Regions from separate parts of the Mus musculus genome. Here region 2 is linked to region 1. A link is a loop called in an ENCODE intact Hi-C map of the cell type or tissue named here. Cell type or tissue: left cerebral cortex. All regions are shown on one strand. Links, peaks and the distances in the headings refer to the core of each region. The heading gives the core; the rest is flanking DNA.

The links. Peaks named below come from ENCODE experiments on the same cell type or tissue, not always from the same donor. Only the 100,000 strongest peaks of a DNase experiment are listed, where the experiment ranks them.
Region 2: it touches region 1 in a loop (8-fold over the local background); 14 of 42 quality-filtered maps call a loop at or near these places.

Annotation. Positions count from the first base shown.
Region 1 is chr2:154,304,442-154,314,690 of GRCm38, forward strand. It overlaps Bpifb9b (BPI fold containing family B, member 9B), which reads left to right and starts at 2,803. Exons shown (of 15, transcript NM_001025574.1): 1 at 2,803-2,846; 2 at 4,905-5,184; 3 at 6,840-7,344; 4 at 7,654-7,755; 5 at 8,295-8,450; 6 at 9,170-9,254; 7 at 9,602-9,659. The coding sequence starts at 4,920. It also overlaps a transcript of Cdk5rap1 not described here. In left cerebral cortex, for the core only: no CTCF peak of the experiment used is centred there; no DNase peak of the experiment used is centred there.
Region 2 is chr2:154,254,654-154,264,902 of GRCm38, forward strand. Bpifb9a (BPI fold containing family B, member 9A) reads left to right here and starts at 3,226. Exons shown (of 15, transcript NM_175167.3): 1 at 3,226-3,261; 2 at 5,317-5,596; 3 at 7,251-7,755; 4 at 8,063-8,164; 5 at 8,704-8,859; 6 at 9,579-9,663; 7 at 10,011-10,068. The coding sequence starts at 5,332. It also overlaps a transcript of Cdk5rap1 not described here. In left cerebral cortex, for the core only: no CTCF peak of the experiment used is centred there; no DNase peak of the experiment used is centred there.

The DNA.
Region 1 (10,249 bases), core at 1,051-9,050:
CTCTAAAGAACTACTGAGGACAAAAAGGGTCAACTCACTGAGAGGTGTCACAGCTGGCACCAAAACCAGCATGCAATGTTCCTTAAAAGTCCAAAATATAATACCCAGAAAACTTGAGTTCCATCTACTACTGAGCATCATGGTTGTGCCCTGAGAGAAAAGGCCAGCTGCCCATTGTTCTTTGCATCTGAATTTCACCAAGACCACAGTGGGGCCATTGGAGGGGGAACAGTTGCTGACATTCAGAGCAAGGACAAGTGTGGCCAGGGAAAGGCCTGCAGTGGGCACGCAGAGGCTGCAGGAAGGGCCAAGCAGGGGAATAGGAAGGTTGCACCATGCTCAGCATGCAGGGAACGGGAACTGCCATGAGTGATCTGGGGTCACATAGCCCTGTCCTGCTTCAGCCCTGTGATTGCAACAGACACTGTGACATCCTAAACAGGGGAAATGGTAAACACTTCAGGGATGGGAACCCTGCAACCTTCTTTGGAAATGGAAGGAAACCCTCGGGCCCAGAAGAGAGGCACAGAAGCTTGAGAGACACAAAGTGAGAAAAGAGACAGCAAAGAGTCAGGGCATCAGACAGTGACTTTCTAAGAACAGAACAGACCCAAGGCAGACCACTAAGATCATGCATGGCTCATTCTGTTACAGAACCTAGGGTCACACAGGTGTCCCATGCAACGAGCCACTTTGGGACACCAGTTCTCAATAAGACAATTAAAAGCCAAATGAATGTAAAAAGCACACACATTAACAGTTTAATCAATATGCCTAATCTAGGAAGCAAAAGAGAGATGCAGTGACACACTGTTCCCCTTAAACTCCATTGTTAGGGTCCTGGCATGAACTCTCATTAAGTAGAGGCCAGAGCTATGTACAGCTAAGCAGCCCCAGTCAAGATGTGCTGGCTGCCATTATCTCTCCACTGCAGTCTCTGCTTTAGGTAGTCTGATGAGCTGCCAGTTGGTCCTCAATGGGCCAGACAAAAACTCTCCACCCTGCATAGCTTACATAGTGCCAGAAAATACTAGGCATGCCTCTGGGGGATGTAGGGAAAAAAGACATCAAAGGGCTGACTCAACACTGGATGCTAGATGCTATAATAATGACCTACCTACATGACGAGCTGTGCCCACTACTGCAGTAGTGGAATAATGGTTATGGGAAGAACCAAGTGCTTTCTGATTGAATGTGAGGCCTGTTTCACAGAGGGACTTCATGCCTGCTACTTTAAGCCAGTGAAACATAAATGAGGAAGGAGATCTTAGGACCAAGGGAAGAGACCAACTCTTATTTTGCTACAAGTTCATGCTATATAATCACTTTCCTAAATTCTTGTGTATACACAGATAAACATTTGTTGCTCTTGATTTTGGTCAAGACAATCCTTTTCATACTATGACAAACTTACTGCAGTATCAGAACTGACAAAAATATGAGTGTTCCAACACAAGATCAGGAAAAAACATGAGAGACAGAGACAGACAGACAGACAGACAGACAGACAGACAGACAGACAGATTCAGGGGGCAGAAACAATGTTAAGGAATGGGAAGAAGTGTGAACTGCTACCTTCCAGACACAACTGTTGCACACACCTGTTCTAACCAGCAGTGTTCACCTGAAAAACACTTCAAAAGGTCAAAATATTCAAGAAGCCAGTATGGATGCAGCAATGCCACACAAAGACCTACCCTTAGTGGATGAACTATACCAAGTGTTGATGAGTAATAAGGATTGGCACACCTTAGCACACAATACAGGTACATTGCACACACAATGGTAGAAAGCCCTAATTAGACTCAAAGGATGTAAATACCCAAAAGAAGTAAAGTGTGAAGCTAAGATGGAGAGGAAGCAAGGGCACTAGAAGCAGGTAGTGGTAAATGAATATCATCAAATTTCATTGAATAAACATACATTTTCAAAGAATACATGACTATTATTGGAAATATTAATGCACACACAATTCTTCATTCATGCCAGCCCTGTTATAATTGCATTGAAAGAAGAAATGAAAGTGGTCTCACACAATTATGGAACTACTCTGCTTAACATGACTAGGATCACTGCTATGTTCCCATCCGTTCACTTTCTCACTATAACCATCCATCCCTTACTCATGGGTACCTGCAAATATGGCTGGATGCTTCATGTCACTCATCCCTGAGACCAAGGTTTTGAAAAGAGGCCATCTCATGAAATTATGACCAAAGGGACACACACAGTAGCTATGCCATGGCTGCCTACCAATTCTGTTGATGGTTAGATATCAAGCTTATACTTAACCTTATGAAACACCATTAAAGTCCTCTCACAGGATGCCCACGGCATCTCACTTGTGGCCCTATCCATTTTTTATTGCATGCAGTCACCCAAGATCCTCATGAATACAAGGCAGCCACACATAAGAAAGGTTATGAGGATGTAAAATAAGAAGAGGACAGATAAAACTCCTTACATTACACTCCACAAACACATTAAGGAGCTCAATCCATTGGCTTCTCCCCACCCCAAGGTTGAAAACAAAACACAAGGAACCATCAGGTTCCTAAAGGCGAGGCATATGTTCTTTATGACGACACGCCTGCTCTGCCATCCCAAGATCTGCTCTGACAGGCATAGGAACATGCCAACAAAAGCAAGAACAAAGGTAGAGTACTCTTCTGGAAAGCATCACACCTGTCTTATCAGCACAACTACCTCAGGCCCCTTCCTCCATCGTGACCTTTAAAGGAGGCACTGGATGGGCTATAAAAGGGGACACATGTTTCAGGAAAACAGCAGAAGCAGGAGCAGGAGAAGCAGCTCCTGAAGACAGCAAACCTTCAACCAGGGGCAAGGTAAGGACTGCCCAGAAATCCACACAGAAGGGCAAAGCTGGTGGGATGAGCATGGAACAGGTAACCTCTGGACAGATAACTAGGGCTTACTTCCTGGCTCTGAAATATTCCTCTGTGGCTTAAGTGCAGGACATTGGGTGTACCATGGGATGGGGGGTAACAAGGGCCTAACAGACTGCTCTAAGAAAATGGGAAACTTAGTGCTGGACTCCCAGAAACATCCATCAGGTCAGCATACTGGAGCCCTTTACTAGACACACATGCCTTGCTCTTCCTTAGAGTGTTTTTAGATGACTGCCTTATTGACTAGATTTCCCACAAGTCAGAGAGGAAAGGGGGAAATCAGGTGAAAGTGGGGTGAGATTTATTTTCCAAACAGCAATTTATTCAAGACAAGGAGTGTACCATTGGCATCACTATACTGGAACCACTTCCTGATGGTGAGGGCACCACAGGGCTTCGTTGTGGTAGTGTAGGTGCACAAAGCAAAGCTAAACCAGAACACCATCCACGGAGATTCAGAAATTTTCAGACATAGGCCAGCTCTGTTCCGAGAAGACTCAGTCACTGAAGACATCAGGAATAGGCAATGAAGTTGGGGTGAAGCAAGATCTGAAAGATGATTTAGAGGGAGTATAGATGATATGTTGAAACAATATCAACTACTTGTCAGAGTGGGACCAGTCACAGCACTCAGGTTGCTTAGTGTTTCTATAGTTGGGGTTGTGGCTGCCATATTGGTGAATGGCTTTTATTATCAGGAAATCATCAAGGGCCCACTTTCAATTAGACAAATCTCAGGGGTAAGGATTATCTTGGGGTAAGGATTTGAGAGAAGGGACGAGAAGTGGGAGAAAAGGAACACACCCTCCATTTTACAAAACCTGACAGGGGACATGGAAGAAATGCCACCATCTAACCATCTTGTAGGAACACGTCATGGATACACACCTCAGCACCACTCTCAAGGTTAGAGAGAGGCTAGTCAGATCACTCAGCTGGTGAAAGTACCTGTCTCCAAGCTTGAGGACTTCACTTTGATCTCTGCAACACAAATGGCAAAAGGAAGGAACCAACTCAAACACGATGTCATGTGGCTTGCACACATGACTTGGAACACACATATATAACAACAGAAAGTAATGAATGTGTGGAATTACCTTTAAGACAGGCCAGGCAAGGTGGTGCACAGCTTTAATCCCAACACTGGAGAGACAGAGGCAGAAAGATCTCTGTGAGTTCAAGGCCACTATGGTCTATCAAGCAAGCTTCAGGAAACCCGGGTCAACAACATAAAACCCTGTCACAAAAGGAAATAGAAGTAAATGTCAGAGCTAAGGGGTAAGCAAGGAATCTGAGATGGTGAGGTAGGAAATGATCTCCAGCAGCCACCAGCACAGCTCAGATCTATCGAGCAAAAGTTATGCCACCCAAGACAAGATAGCTGGGATCAGAAGGGTTTTCCAGGCACAATGAGATAGGGTGTCTCTAGAAAAGTCCTATACTAACTACTCACAAGGAAGATACTTAGGGGAAGGGACCTAAGGTTGAGGGTAAGAATACAAACCTTGACACATTCACAGAGGAGGACTGAGACGCTGATAAGGGGCTGAGGACAAAGCACGTGGGTAGAGCAATGCTGAAAAGGAGACAGGTCCTGTATGTAATCTCAACACCGAACACAAAACCATAGGCAGGGACATTTATGCTAGGCATAATACCAAGGATGTGTGACTTAACATGACAGTGGGAAAATATATACAAGTATCTGGAAGAGAGAATTCAGGGCAGAGCTCAGCTTAAATTGATATGTTGAAGCCAATCCTGACAAAACACTGTGCCATGGGAGAAATACAAACAGGAAAGAGGAGTTTCCTCAAGATGTTTACTGTCATGTATCAGACCAAATCCCCAAGAATGGAGAAAAAACAGGGCTGTCTAGTATGTCAGTAGCACACTCTTACAGGGCCAGGGAGTCATCTACACCTCTACACCAAGTTCAATGAAATCTCTAAGATCCATTGGGAATTTGATGTGCTACCCACTTCTCCTCTTCAGGTTTCAGCCACAAAGATGTGGGTTCTCCAGGCCTTGGCCATCATGTTGAGCATCCAAGCGGGAACACTTGACCTGGTGGAAACACCCCCAGTGGTGGGCAATCTTCCTGTTGCCGTGCCTGCTCCACTCAATCTCCCTGTAGGAGGCCTAAGTCCCCCAGTCCTCAAAGGACCAGTCAACCATCAAATGTTACCTCCTAAAAGGCCTGTACCTCCACCCAAAGGTGCCAAGTGTGCACCTGCAGCCAGATACTTCCTCTCCAGTGACAAACTCCATGACTGTAAGTGAGACCTATTTTACCTCTTATCTTGAGTCCTGTCCACTCTTTCCAGGGGCTGCTCAATTCTGAGCTTAGGAGGAGTTCAATCAACTTTCTGAGCAAGTGGATTTAAACATCATGATGCTGTAACATCTACTTGGTGCCTAGAGAGCCAAGGGACCTTGGGGCATACTTATAAATTCTAGTGCAGCAAGGGACTGAATCTAGATCATCCTAATACTCTAGGATAAGGTCAAACTGTAGGTTCACACTGTTGGTCCAGGACAAGACTATGCTACCCAAGACAAAGGAACTGTACAGACCCAATGGCTATTGACTTCCAATTGAGTCTTACCATCTAGAGACTATGTCACACTACAGACCTCAAGCTTGTCTCTACTCCTTAAGAACCATAACCCTCAGCCTGCTGTTTAGCACAAGGAAACAGCAAATTTAGCATTGTCCTACAAGCCCTTGACCACATATGCTCTCTCAAGACCCATTTCATCTCCTCCCCCAGATAAACATTGTTCTCTGAGATAAAAGTTCAATTGCCCATGATTCTCAAAGGCTGAGAGCACAAAAGAGTAATTCTGGTTGAGAAACAGAAAATGGATAGGACTAATGGAATGTTATTTAACAACAAGAAACACTTAAACTTTTTAGCAGCTCCCAGGAGCAATGGTCTAGCAAAGCCCTACATCAGAGCATGACAGGATAAAGATGGAGGCTGTAAAGCAATGAACTGGTAGAGTGGATTACACCTAAAATCCACCAAAATCCAATTCATGAGGCACAGAACTCTTGGACTGAGAAGGAGTAGCTAGGCTGGAAAAGATGCTTCACGGACTCCTTTCAACTCCAACTCGATTGAGCCAGAAACATCCCTCAGTCCAATCTTCCTCAGCTATACATTCAGCAAGGCTGACCACAGTCAATACTTCACTGACCTTTTTCTATGCCATTCCTACTACAGCCAGAAAGGCACACAAGGGAAGTATTCTAGAGACTTGACAATTCTCCAAGCCATGGCTGGTAAAAGCATGTTGGCCTGATGCCCCTCACCCCCATAATAGGACCAGACTAGAATGCTCTGCAAATCGAGTGCAAGTGTGTCTGAACCAGGGAGTTAGAGTGTATTTTACACGATTTTTATTAAAAGTATACAAGAGGGGTGGAGAGATGGCTCAGCAGTTAAGAGCACCAACTGCTCTTCTGAAGGTCGTGAGTTCCGATCAAAGCAAACACATGATGGCTCACAACCATCCATTATGAGATCTGATGCCCTCTTCTGGGGTGTCTGAAGACAGCTACAGTGTACTTACATATAATAAATAAATAAATCCTTTTTTTTAATTAAACAAGAGTACCAAAAAGGACAAGACAGGGAAAAATGACAAACATAAATGAAGTCCCACCCTTACTCTGTGCCCATTTACCTTTGAAGAAAATGCTCTTATCACAGGTTAGCATCACCCTAGACTAAAAGGAGCTGTTCAGGTCTTGGAAGGTATATTTCTCTGACAGAGGCTAACTCTTAACTAGGCCAGGGACAAGACTCAAATTGGAGGGCAGAATACAAAGTCCCTAAGTGCCCCATATTTCAAGATGCTATCTTCCAGGAAGAAAGAATGCTAGGGCTGAAGTGACAGCAGTTGTCGCTTGATCTTTTTCAGACCTCATGAGCACACTGCCCCCACAGATTGAGGACATGGTGAAGTGTGATGAAGTTAACCTGGAAGGCATGCTTGCGGATGTGTTGAACACTGTGGAGAGCTCTGACCTGCTCTCCCTCTTAGATGGCATTTCCCTCCTAAAAGGAGGAGAAGGGGGAGGCCTTGGCATTGGTGGACTCCTAGGCAATGAAGGCAATGGGGATTCCTCAAAGCCCTCATCAGGCTCCAAGGCCACTGGTGGTCTTGGCCAGCTAATCCCAGGGGGCATCCCAGGCACGGAGGCCCTGGGCGGCCTACTAAACCTCGGTGGAGACAAGAGCTCTGGAAAAGGGCTGCTGAATGGGGATGGGCTCTCCAAAATCAAGAAGCCTCTTGAGGATGCAGTTGAAAATGTGAGCGGTATAAAAGATGCGATTCAGGAGAAAGTGAATGAAGTGGTCCCAGATGGCATCAAGGAGCCACTTAACGATGTGCTCAAGATGGATATCAAAGACACTCTGCTCGAGTAAGTGCTTTCTCACTGTGGGGTTTTGGACAAAGAAGCTGCTTTGGGAAACCCTCAGACCCAACATACAGCAATCCCAGGGAAAGTCACCCTTCCATAGAGAGACATACTGACTTCCCCTAGAAGTCTCTCTGGAAAATAGGGCCAGGATTTCTTGACCTCAAACCTTTAGACGGTGGAAAATAAAGCTCAGGGGCCATAGGACTAGCAGAGATCAGCAGGTGGTGAGCTTGCTGCCTCACAGGTATTACGCAGGAAGACCAGACTGTTTCCATGACACACAACTGAGTCTCTGCTATCACTCTGCAGACTGAAGGTCGGACAAGTAACTTTGGACGACATGGAGATAAACATGGAAGCTAATGGCATGCAAGTTCTCTCCATGCTTACTGCTACCATAGATGGAAAAGGGTGAGTATGTTTCCCCAAGGGTTACCTGGGTTATTCTGGATGAGGGTACATGTGCCCTATGCTAAGTCACATGACAAAGACACATAGTTAGAAGAGGACTGGCTTCCCGCCCAGCCAGGCTTACACTATAAAACAATATCTCAAACAAGAAATATATACATATTTACATATGTACATGAATCCTATCCATAACTGAAGTACCAGTAGCAGGCCAGGCATGCTCCTGGCACATGTGCCTTATGCACTTACATTCAATACAGAAGGTCCAAGCCCTGAACTTGGGTGCCCATTACAGTGACCTCCCCAAGACTTGGTGAAACAATTGTTTGTGAAACACAGAATGACGGCCCAAAAAAGACCTGGCTCTTCTTCTGTGGCAAGGGACTGAGAACCTAAGATCATGTGAACTGGCATGTTCTGTCCTTCCCTATAGACAATGAACCTGGCCCAAGGCATGAGGCTCATTCCCAAATGCCTATCCCTCCCTAGAGAGTCACATTTCAGGTGGTATCCATTCACCCTCACCTTTTTCTACACAGCGTGCTTGGACCAGTCATCAGCCTACTGCAGTTTGAAGCTAAGATGGATGTAATGACGACAATTGCTGTTGCCTCCAACAACACCCAGTGTGTCAACCTTGATGCCCAAGACACCCACATGCATGTCAAGGAAATGAAAATTCAGTTAGTGGAGACGTATGTAAAACCTTTCTTTTCTTTACTGGCCTGACTCAAATGTGTCACCGAAGGTCCCTGCTGCTTTCTCAGAGTTGAACTGGTCCACCATAGTACACTAGACAATCAGTAAATGCAGACCAGCTAGAAGCTGACTAGCAGCATCCCACTTTGTGGAAGGACTGCCTTCTCACACCTACATTTCTTCATTCCTCCTGCCTTTCCTAGTAGCCCATCCCATATATTTCATAAACAGTACACTGACTAGATTCAAAATGCAAAATAAGAGCCATGTGGCTACACAGGGAAAATCTTCTGACAGTTGTGCGGCCCTAGTTCCCATGTCCTGTCCAAAGCACAGCATGCAGGCTCTTCTGACTTAGATCCACACTGACAAAGATGGAAAGACTTCCCATTACATAATATAGGGAAGGAGCCACTACATTTTCTTTAGCTAGAGCTAAGAAAGTTGTGAGTTCAGATCCAAAACTACACCAAGACAACAAACAGGACTGTGAACAAACTTATTCCACTGTCTGAAGGATGAAGCCATCCAGGTGGACCTCGAGATTAGGTATCCTATGCTTTGGTCCTTTGTGCCTTTGCAAAGAGTTCAGGTTCTCCACAAATTGAGAACACAGCCATCATCCTGACTCCTTCATCAGTGAAATGTTTTCTCTAACACATGGACAAACCTAGAAATACGAGGATCACTTATTTCAACATGTATTCTTTCACAGAGTCACAGGAAAAGTGCCGCTGCCTGTGCCTCTGCCCTTGGATCAGATCATCCCAGCAATAGTGACAGCAAAAATAAATGAAAATGTAAGTCCAGGGAAGGGAAGGGTGGGAGTTCCTGTGGGGAGCTAAGTCAATGGGGAAACACAGGGAGAGAACGCTTGCAGGTTATAAGTGGCCTGATGTTGGGAGAGACTTAGGGGCAAAGCCAGGGCCCTCTGGAGCCAAAAGGGCCACCATGGACAAGCAGCACGCCTGGACCATACTGCCTGACAGCAGAACTACAAATCATGAGACATGGCAACCATGGAAGACTTAAGCCCAGGGACGTGTCACAGAAGGGGAAGTCAAGGGGATAAGGACAGGAGGAGATGTGGCAAGACAGGCTACTGAGGCTTCCTCAAGCTAACTTCCTCTGTGTGCTGACTTCACAGCTGGAAAAATCCAACTCCTGTGCCATCGTCCTCAATGACTTCAACAACTGCAAGAACAGTGAGTACTTCCTTAGAGTCCTATGAGAGCAGAGATGGCCCGAGCACAGTGAGGGATTTCAGAGCGTGACAAATCACAGAGATGGACCGCTCAGATCACTCCCCCCAAAACTACAAAGACCCACACAACCTCCTCAAAACACTTAGAGAAGACAATGGCCACCTGACCTTTCTCTAAATGGACATAGCTTCTGCCACATGGAAAATGATGTGACCCAGTGCCTCTGCAGGGTCTGCCTGGATCTTCCCAACCCAAACACCTCTCTAAGGCAGCATTGCATAGAGATTGAATCAAGGGCATTCCCCAGGCCCTCACCTCTGGTGGTCTGACATCAGGAAACCTCACAGAATCCCTAAAAATATGACAATAGTCACAGTTGGTGGGACCTACTGGGTTGAACCACCTAAAGAAGTGAAGTAGGAAACTGGGCATATTTCTCAAGTACCAGAGTAGAAAAAATGCACAGTAGACAAAAAAGCAGCTAGCCAATCTTTCCATCTCTGATTTAAAAACAAAACAAAACAAAAAAACTTAACTCCTTGCTGGTTAACCAAAAGTTCATAGCATCCCTGGAGCCATGGAAGCCGGTT
Region 2 (10,249 bases), core at 839-8,838, 50 kb before region 1:
AGAAGTATGCCTTGTGCAGATGTGCATTGTGTGTGTGATTAAAGACACGACTATCAAAGGTGGAAATCTTGATGCCTGGGTCAACAGGGCTCCTTTGGCTCAGCTGGCCTATACTGATCTTTTCATACAGAGACATTAGGAGTTGGCACCTACCTTACATATCAAAGGCAAATGTGATCTCAGGCCAGCCTTGGACAGCCTTCAAAGGCTCTCCCTTCAAATGCACATCAGCAGGTCAAATCACTTAGTGTCTGAAACAAGCTGGCTTCTGTCAGCCCTTTGTCCCCAGATGGGAAACCTGACCTGAATGACATACTCCATGCATCCTGGATAAGCAGAATTCAGTGGTTGCCCCACCTCCTGAGAATCAGAGACCAGAAGTCACCACAGTGCCTCCCAATGTGCCCACTCCCACCTCGTCCATAAGTTGTCTGTCTCTAAAGAACTACTGAGGACAAAAAGGGTCAACTCACTGAGAGGTGTCACAGCTGGCACCAAAACCAGCATGCAATGTTCCTTAAAAGTCCAAAATATAATACCCAGAAAACTTGAGTTCCATCTACTACTGAGCATCATGGTTGTGCCCTGAGAGAAAAGGCCAGCTGCCCATTGTTCTTTGCATCTGAATTTCACCAAGACCACAGTGGGGCCATTGGAGGGGGAACAGTTGCTGACATTCAGAGCAAGGACAAGTGTGGCCAGGGAAAGGCCTGCAGTGGGCACGCAGAGGCTGCAGGAAGGGCCAAGCAGGGGAATAGGAAGGTTGCACCATGCTCAGCATGCAGGGAACGGGAACTGCCATGAGTGATCTGGGGTCACATAGCCCTGTCCTGCTTCAGCCCTGTGATTGCAACAGACACTGTGACATCCTAAACAGGGGAAATGGTAAACACTTCAGGGATGGGAACCCTGCAACCTTCTTTGGAAATGGAAGGAAACCCTCGGGCCCAGAAGAGAGGCACGGAAGCTTGAGAGACACAAAGTGAGAAAAGAGACAGCAAAGAGTCAGGGCATCAGACAGTGACTTTCTAAGAACAGAACAGACCCAAGGCAGACCACTAAGATCATGCATGGCTCATTCTGTTACAGAACCTAGGGTCACACAGGTGCCCCATGCAACGAGCCACTTTGGGACACCAGTTCTCAATAAGACAATTAATAGCCAAATGAATGTAAAAAGCACACACATTAACAGTTTAATCAATATGCCTAAGCTAGGAAGCAAAAGGGAGACGTAGTGACACACTGTTCCCCTTCGACTCCATTGTTAGGGTCCTGGCACGAACTCTCATTAAGTAGAGGCCAGAGCTATGTACAGCTAAGCAGCCCCTGTCAAGATGTCCTGGCTGCTATCATCTCTCCACTGCTGTCTCTACTTTAGGTTGCTCTGATGAGCTGCCAGTTGGTCCTCAATGGACCAGACAAAAACTCTCCATGCTGCATAGCTTACATGGTGCCAGAAAATACTAGGCATGCTTCTGGGGGATGTAGGGAAAAAAGACATCAAAGGGCTGACTCAACACTGGATGCTAGATGCTATAATAATGACCTACCTACATGATGAGCTGTGCCTACTACTGCAGTAGTGGAATAACGGTTATGGGAAGAACCAAGTGCTTTCTGATTGAATGTAAGGTCTGTTTCACAGAGGGACTTCATGCCTGCTACTGTAAGCCAGTGAAACATAAATGAGGAAGGAGATCTTAGGACCAGGGGAAGAGACCAACTCTTATTTTGCTACAAGTTCATACTATATAATCATTTTCCTAAATTCTTGTGTATACACAGATAAACATTTGTTGCTCTTGACTTTGGTCAAGACAATCCTTTTCATGCTGTGACAAACTTAATTCAGTCTCAGAACTGACAAAAATGTGAGTGTTCCAACACAAGATCAGGAAAAAACATGAGAGAGAGAGACAGAGACAGACAGAGAGACAGATGCAGGGGGCAGAAACAATGTTAAGGAATGGGAAAAAGTGTGAACTGCTACCTTCCAGACACAACTGTGGCACACATCTGTTCTAACCAGCAGTGTTCACCTGAAAAACAGCTTAAAAGGTCAAAATATTCAAGAGGCCAGTATGGATGGAGCAAGGCCACACAAAGACCTACCCTTAGTTGATAAACTATTCCAAGTGTTGATGAGTAATAAGGACTGGCACGCCCTAGCACACAATACAGGTACATTGCACACACAATGGTAGAAAGCCCTAATTAGACTCAAAAGATGTAAATACCCAAAAGAAGGAAAGTATGAAGCTAAGATGGAGAGCAAGCAAGGGCACTAGAAGCAGGTAGTGGTAAATGAATATCATCAAATTTCATTGAATAAACATACATTTTCAAAGAATACATGACTATTACTGGAAATATTAATGCACACACAATTCTTCACTCATGCCAGCCCTGTTATAATTGCATAGAAAGAAGAAATGAAAGTGGTCTCACACAATTATGGAACTACACTGCTTAACATGACTAGGATCACTGCTATGTTCCCATCCGTTCACTTTCTCACTATAACCATCCATCCGTTATTCATGGATACCTGCAAATATGGCTGGATGCTTCATGTCACTCATCCCTGAGACCAAGGATTTGAAAAGAGGCCATCTCATAAATTATGACCAAAGGGACACACACAATAGCTATGCATGGCTGCCTACCATTCTGTTGATGGTTAGATATCAAGCTTATACTTAACCTTATGAAACACCATTAAAGTCCTCTCACAGGACTGCCCACTGGCATCTCACTTGTGGCCCTATCCATTTTTTATTGCATGCAGTCACCCAACAACCTCATGAATACAAGGCAGCAACACATAAGAAAGGTTATGAGGATGTAAAATAAGAAGAGGACGATTAAACTCCTTACATTACACTCCACAAACACATTAAGGAGCTCAATTCATTGGCTTCTCCCCACCCCAAGGTTGAAAACAAAACACAAGGAACCATCAGGTTCCTAAAGGCGAGGCATATGTTCTGTATGACGACACGCCTGCCCTGCCATCAAAAGATCTGCTCTGACAGGCATAGGAACATGCCAACAAAAGCAAGAACAAAGGTCGAGTACTCTTCTGGAAAGCATCACACCTGTCTTATCAACACATCTACCTCAGGCGCCTTCCTCCATCATGACCTTTCAAGGAGGCACTGGATGGGCTATAAAAGGGGACACATGTTCAGGAGGACAGCAGAAGCAGGAGCAGGAGAAGCAGCTCCTGAAGACAGCAAACCTTCAACAAGGGGCAAGGTAAGGACTGCCCAGAAATCCACACAGAAGGGCAAAGCTGGTGGGATGAGCATGGAACAGGTAACCTCTGGACAGATAACTAGGGCTTACTTCCTGGCTCTGAAATGTTACTCTGCTGCTTAAGTGCAAGACATTGGGTCTACCATGGGATGGGGGATAACAAGGGCCTAACAGACTGCTCTAAGAAAATGGGACACTGAGTACTGGACTCCAAGAAACATCAATCAGGTCAGCATACATGAGCCCTTTACTAGACACACATGCCTTGCTCTTCCTTAGAGTGTTTTTAGATGACTGCCTTACTGACTAGATTTCCCACAAGTCAGAGAGGAAAAGGGGAAATCAGGTGAAAGTGGGGTGAGATTTATTTTCCAAACAGCAATTTATTCAAGACAGGGAATGTACCATTGGCATCACTTTACTGGAACCACTTCCTGATGGTGAGGGCACCACAGGGCTTCGTTGTGGTAGTGTAGGTGCACAAAGCAAAGCTAAACCAGAACACCATCCACGGAGATTCAGAAATTTTCAGACATAGGCCAGCTCTGTTCCGAGAAGACTCAGTCACTGAAGACATCAGGAATAGGCAATGAAGTTGGGGTGAAGCAAGATCTGAAAGATGATTTAGAGGGAGTATAGATGATATTTTGAAACAATATCAACTAATTGTCAGAGCGGTACCAGTCACAGCACTCAGGTTGCTTAGTGTTTCTATAGTTGGGGTTGTGGCTGCCATATTGGTGAATGGCTTTTATTATCAGGAAATCATCAAGGGCCCACTTTCAATTAGACAAATCTCAGGGGTAAGGATTAATTTGGGGTAAGGATTTGAGAGAAGGGACGAGAAGTGGGAGAAAAGGAACACACCCTCCATTTTACAAAACCTGACAGGGGACATGGAAGAAATGCCACCATCTAACCATCTTGTAGGAACACGTCACGGATGCACACCTCAGCACCACTCTCAAGGTTAGAGAGAGGCTAGTCAGATCACTCAGCTGGAGAAAGTACCTGTCTCCAAGCTTGAGGACTTCACTTTGATCTCTGGATCAAATGGCAAAAGGAAGGAACCAACTCAAACACGATGTTATGTGGCTCGCACACATGACATGGAACACACATATATAACAACAGAAAGTAATGAATGTGTAGAATTACCTTTAAGACAGGCCAGGCAAGGTGGTGCACAGCTTTAATCCCAACACTGAAGAGACAGAGGCAGAAAGATCTCTGTGAGTTCAATGCCACTATGGTCTACCAAACAAGCTTCAGGAAACCCAGGTCAACAACATAAAACCCTGTCACAAAAGGAAATAGAGGTAAATGTCAGAGCTAAGGGGTAAGCAAGGAATCTGAGAAGGTGAGGTAGGAAATGATCTCCAGGAGCCACCAGCACAGCTCAGATCTATCGAGAAAAAGTTATGCTACCCAAGACAAGATAGCCTGGATCAGAAGGGTTTTCCTGGCACAATGAGATAGGGTATCTCTAGAAAAGTCCTATACTAACTACTGACAAGGAAGATACTTAGGGGAAGGGACCTAAGTTGATGGTAAGGATCCAAGCCTTAACACATTCACAGAGGAGGACTGGGACGCTGATAAGGAGCTGAAGACAGAGCACATGGGTAGAGCAATGCTGAAAAGGAGACAGGTCCTGTGTGTAATCTCAACACCGAACACAAAACCATAGGCAGGGACATTTATGCTAGGCATAATACCAAGGATGTGTGACTTAACATGACAGTGGGAAAATTTATACAAGTATCTGGAAGAGAGAATTCAGGGCAGAGCTCAGCTTAAATTGATATGTTGAAGCCAATCCTGACAAAACACTGTGCCATGGGAGAAACACAAACAGGAAAGAGAAGTTTCCTCAAGATGTTTACTGCCATGTATCAGACCAAATCTCCATGAATGGAGAAGAAACAGGGCTGTCAAGTATGTCAGTAGCACACTCTTACAGGGCCAGGGAGTCATCTACACCTCTACACCAAGTTCAATGAAATCTTTAAGATCTGTTGGGAATGTGATGTGCTACCCACTTCTCCTCTTCAGGTTTCAGCCACAAAGATGTGGGTTCTCCAGGCCTTGGCCATCATGTTGAGCATCCAAGCGGGAACACTTGACCTGGTGGAAACACCCCCAGTGGTGGGCAATCTTCCTGTTGCCATGCCTGTTCCACTCAATCTCCCTGTAGGAGGCCTAAGTCCTCCAGTCCTCAAAGGACCAGTCAACCATCAAATGTTACCTCCTAAAAGGCCTGTACCTCCACCCAAAGGTGGCAAGTGTGCACCTGCAGCCAGATACTTCCTCTCCAGTGACAAACTCCATGACTGTAAGTGAGACCTATTTTACCTCTTATCTTGAGTCCTGTCCACTCTTTCCAGGGGCTGCTCAATTCTGAGCTTAGGAGGAGTTCAATCAACTTTCTGAGCAAGTGGATTTAAACATCATGATGCTGTAACATCTACTTGGGGCCTAGAGAGCCAAGGGACCTTGGGGCATACCTATAAATTCTGGTGCAGCAAGAGACTGAATCTAGATCATCCTAATACTCTAGGATAAGGTCAAACTGCTTGTAGGTTCACACTGTTGGTCCAGGACAAGCCTACGCTACCCAAGACAAAGGAACTGTACAGACCCAATGGCTATCTCACTATTTGAGTTCCAACTGAGTCTTACCATCTAGAGACGATGTCACACTACAGACCTCAAGCTCATCTCTACTCCTGAAGAACCATAACCCTCAGCCTGCTGTTTAGCACAAGGAAACAGCAAATTTAGCATTGTCCTACAATCCCTTGAGCACTTATGCTCTCTCAAGACCCATTTCATCTCCTCCCCCAGATAAACATTGTTCTCTGAGATAAAAGTTCAATTGCCCATGATTCTCAAAGGCTGAGAGCACAAAAAAAGTGATTCTGGTTGAGAAACAGAAAATGGATAGGACTAATGGAATGTTATTTAACAACAAGAAACACTTAAACTTTTTAGCAGCTCCCAGGAGCAATGGTCTAGCAAAGCCCTACATCAGAGCATGACAGGATAAAGATGGAGGCCGTAAAGCAATGAACTGGCATAGTGGATTACACCTAAAATCCACCAAAATCCAATTTATGAGGCACAGAACTCTTGGACTGAGAAGGAGTAAGTAGCTGGGCTGGAAAAGATGCTTCACGGACTACTTTCAACTCCAACTCAATTGAGCCAGAAACAACCCTCAGTCCAATCTTCCTCAGCTATACATTCAGCAAGGCTGACCACAGTCAATACTTCACTGACCTTTTTCTATGCCATTCCTACTACAGCCAGAAAGGCACACAAGGGAAGTATTCGAGAGACTTGACAATTCTCCAAGACATGGCTGGTAAAAGCATGTTGGCCTGATGCCCCTCACCCCCATAATAGGACCAGACTAGAATGCTCTGCAAATCGAGTGCAAGTGTGTCTGAGCCAGGGAGTTAGAGTGTATTTTACAGGATTTTTATTAAAAGTAAACAAAAGGGCTGGAGAGATGGCTCAGCAGTTAAGAGCACCAACTGCTCTTCTGAAGGTCATGAGTTCAGATCGCAGCAACCACATGATGGCTCACAACCATCCATTATAAGGTCTGAAGACAGCTACAGTGTACTTACATATAATAAAAAAAATAAATCTTTTTTTTTTAAATTAAACAAGAGTACCAAAAAGGACAAGACAGGGAAAAATGACAAACATAAATGAAGTCCCACCCTTACTCTGTGCCCATTTACCTTTGAAGAAAATGCTCTTATCACAGGTTAGCATCACTGTAGGCTAAAAGGAGCTGTTCAGGTCTTGGAAGGTATATTTCTCTGACAGAGGCTAACTCTTAACTAGGCCAGGGACAAGACTCAAATTGGAAGGCAGAATACAAAGTCCCTATGTGCCCCATATTTCAAGATGCTATCTTCCAGGAAGAAAGAATGCTAGGGCTGAGCTGACAGCAGTTGTCGCTTGATCTTTTTCAGACCTCATGAGCACACTGCCCCCACAGATTGAGGACATGGTGAAGTGTGATGAAGTTAACCTGGAAGGCATGCTTGCGGATGTGTTGAACACTGTGGAGAGCTCTGACCTGCTCTCCCTCTTAGATGGCATTTCCCTCCTAAAAGGAGGAGAAGGGGGAGGCCTTGGCATTGGTGGACTCCTAGGCAATGAAGGCAATGGGGATTCCTCAAAGCCCTCATCAGGCTCCAAGGCCACTGGTGGTCTTGGCCAGCTAATCCCAGGGGGCATCCCAGGCACGGAGGCCCTGGGCGGCCTACTAAACCTCGGTGGAGACAAGAGCTCTGGAAAAGGGCTGCTGAATGGGGATGGGCTCTCCAAAATCAAGAAGCCTCTTGAGGATGCAGTTGAAAATGTGAGCGGTATAAAAGATGCCATTCAGGAGAAAGTGAATGAAGTGGTCCCAGATGGCGTCAAGGAGCCACTTAACGATGTGCTCAAGATGGATATCAAAGACACTCTGCTCGAGTAAGTGCTTTCTCACTGTGGGATTTTGGATAAAGAAGCTGCTTTGGGAAACCCTCAGACCCAACATACAGCAATCCCAGGGAAAGTCACCCTTCCATAGAGAGACATACTGACTTCCCCTAGAAGTCTCTGGAAAATAGGGCCAGGATTTCTTGACCTCAAACCCTTAGACAGTGGAAAATAAAGCTCAGGGGCCATAGGACTAGCAGAGATCAGCAGGTGGTGAGCTTGCTGCCTCACAGGTATTACGCAGGAAGACCAGACTGTTTCCATGACACACAACTGAGTCTCTGCTATCACTCTGCAGACTGAAGGTCGGACAAGTAACTTTGGACGACATGGAGATAAACATGGAAGCTAATGGCATGCAAGTTCTCTCCATGCTTACTGCTACCATAGATGGAAAAGGGTGAGTATGTTTCCCCAAGGGTTACCTGGGTTATTCTGGATGAGGGTACATGTGCCCTATGCTAAGTCACATGACAAAGACACATAGTTAGAAGAGGACTGGCTTCCCGCCCAGCCAGGCTTACACTATAAAACAATATCTCAAACAAGAAATATATACATATTTACATATGTACATGAATCCTATCCATAACTGAAGTACCAGTAGCAGGCCAGGCATGCTCCTGGCACATGTGCCTTATGCACTTACATTCAATACAGAAGGTCCAAGCCCTGAACTTGGGTGCCCATTACAGTGACCTCCCCAAGACTTGGTGAAACAATTGTTTGTGAAACACAGAATGACTGCCCAAAAAAGACCTGGCTCTTCTTCTGTGGCAAGGGACTGAGAACCTAAGATCATGTGAACTGGCATGTTCTGTCCTTCCCTATAGACAATGAACCTGGCCCAAGGCATGAGGCTCATTCCCAAATGCCTATCCCTCCCTAGAGAGTCACATTTCAGGTGGTATCCATTCACCCTCACCTTTTTCTACACAGCGTGCTTGGACCAGTCATCAGCCTACTGCAGTTTGAAGCTAAGATGGATGTAATGACGACAATTGCTGTTGCCTCCAACAACACCCAGTGTGTCAACCTTGATGCCCAAGACACCCACATGCATGTCAAGGAAATGAAAATTCAGTTAGTGGAGACGTATGTAAAACCTTTCTTTTCTTTACTGGCCTGACTCAAATGTGTCACCGAAGGTCCCTGCTGCTTTCTCAGAGTTGAACTGGTCCACCATAGTACACTAGACAATCAGTAAATGCAGACCAGCTAGAAGCTGACTAGCAGCATCCCACTTTGTGGAAGGACTGCCTTCTCACACCTACATTTCTTCATTCCTCCTGCCTTTCCTAGTAGCCCATCCCATATGTTTCATAAACAGTACACTGACTAGATTCAAAATGCAAAATAAGAGCCATGTGGCTACACAGGGAAAATCTTCTGACAGTTGTGCGGCCCTAGTTCCCATGTCCTGTCCAAAGCACAGCATGCAGGCTCTTCTGACTTAGATCCACACTGACAAAGATGGAAAGACTTCCCATTACATAGCATAGGGAAGGAGCCACTACATTTTCTTTAGCTAGAGCTAAGAAAGTTGTGAGTTCAGATCCAAAACTACACCAAGACAACAAACAGGACTGTGAACAAACTTGTTCCACTGTCTGAAGGATGAAGCCATCCAGGTGGACCTCGAGATTAGGTATCCTATGCTTTGGTCCTTTGTGCCTTTGCAAAGAGTTCAGGTTCTCCACATATTGAGAACACAGCCATCATCCTGACTCCTTCATCAGTGAAATGTTTTCTCTAACACATGGACAAACCTAGAAATACAAGGATCACTTATTTCAACATGTATTCTTTCACAGAGTCACAGGAAAAGTGCCTCTGCCTGTGCCTCTGCCCTTGGATCAGATCATCCCAGCAATAGTGACAGCAAAAATAAATGAAAATGTAAGTCCAGGGAAGGGAAGGGTGGGAGTTCCTGTGGGGAGCTAAGTCAATGGGGAAACACAGGGAGAGAACGCTTGCAGGTTATAAGTGGCCTGATGTTGGGAGAGACTTAGGGGCAAAGCCAGGGCCCTCTGGAGCCAAAAGGGCCACCATGGACAAGCAGCACACCAGGACCATACTGCCTGACAGCAGAACTACAAATCATGAGACATGGCAACCATGGAAGACTTAAGCCCAGGGACGTGTCACAGAAGGGGAAGTCAAGGGGATAAGGACAGGAGGAGATGTGGCAAGACAGGCTACTGAGGCTTCCTCAAGCTAACTTCCTCTGTGTGCTGACTTCACAGCTGGAAAAATCCAACTCCTGTGCCATTGTCCTCAATGACTTCAACAACTGCAAGAACAGTGAGTACTTCCTTAGAGTCCTATGAGAGCAGAAATGGCCCGAGCACAGTGAGGGATTTCAGAGCGTGACAAATCACAGAGATGGACCGCTCAGATCACTCCCCTCAAAACTACAAAGACCCACACAACCTCCTCAAAACACTTAGAGAAGACAATGGCCACCTGACCTTTCTCTAAATGG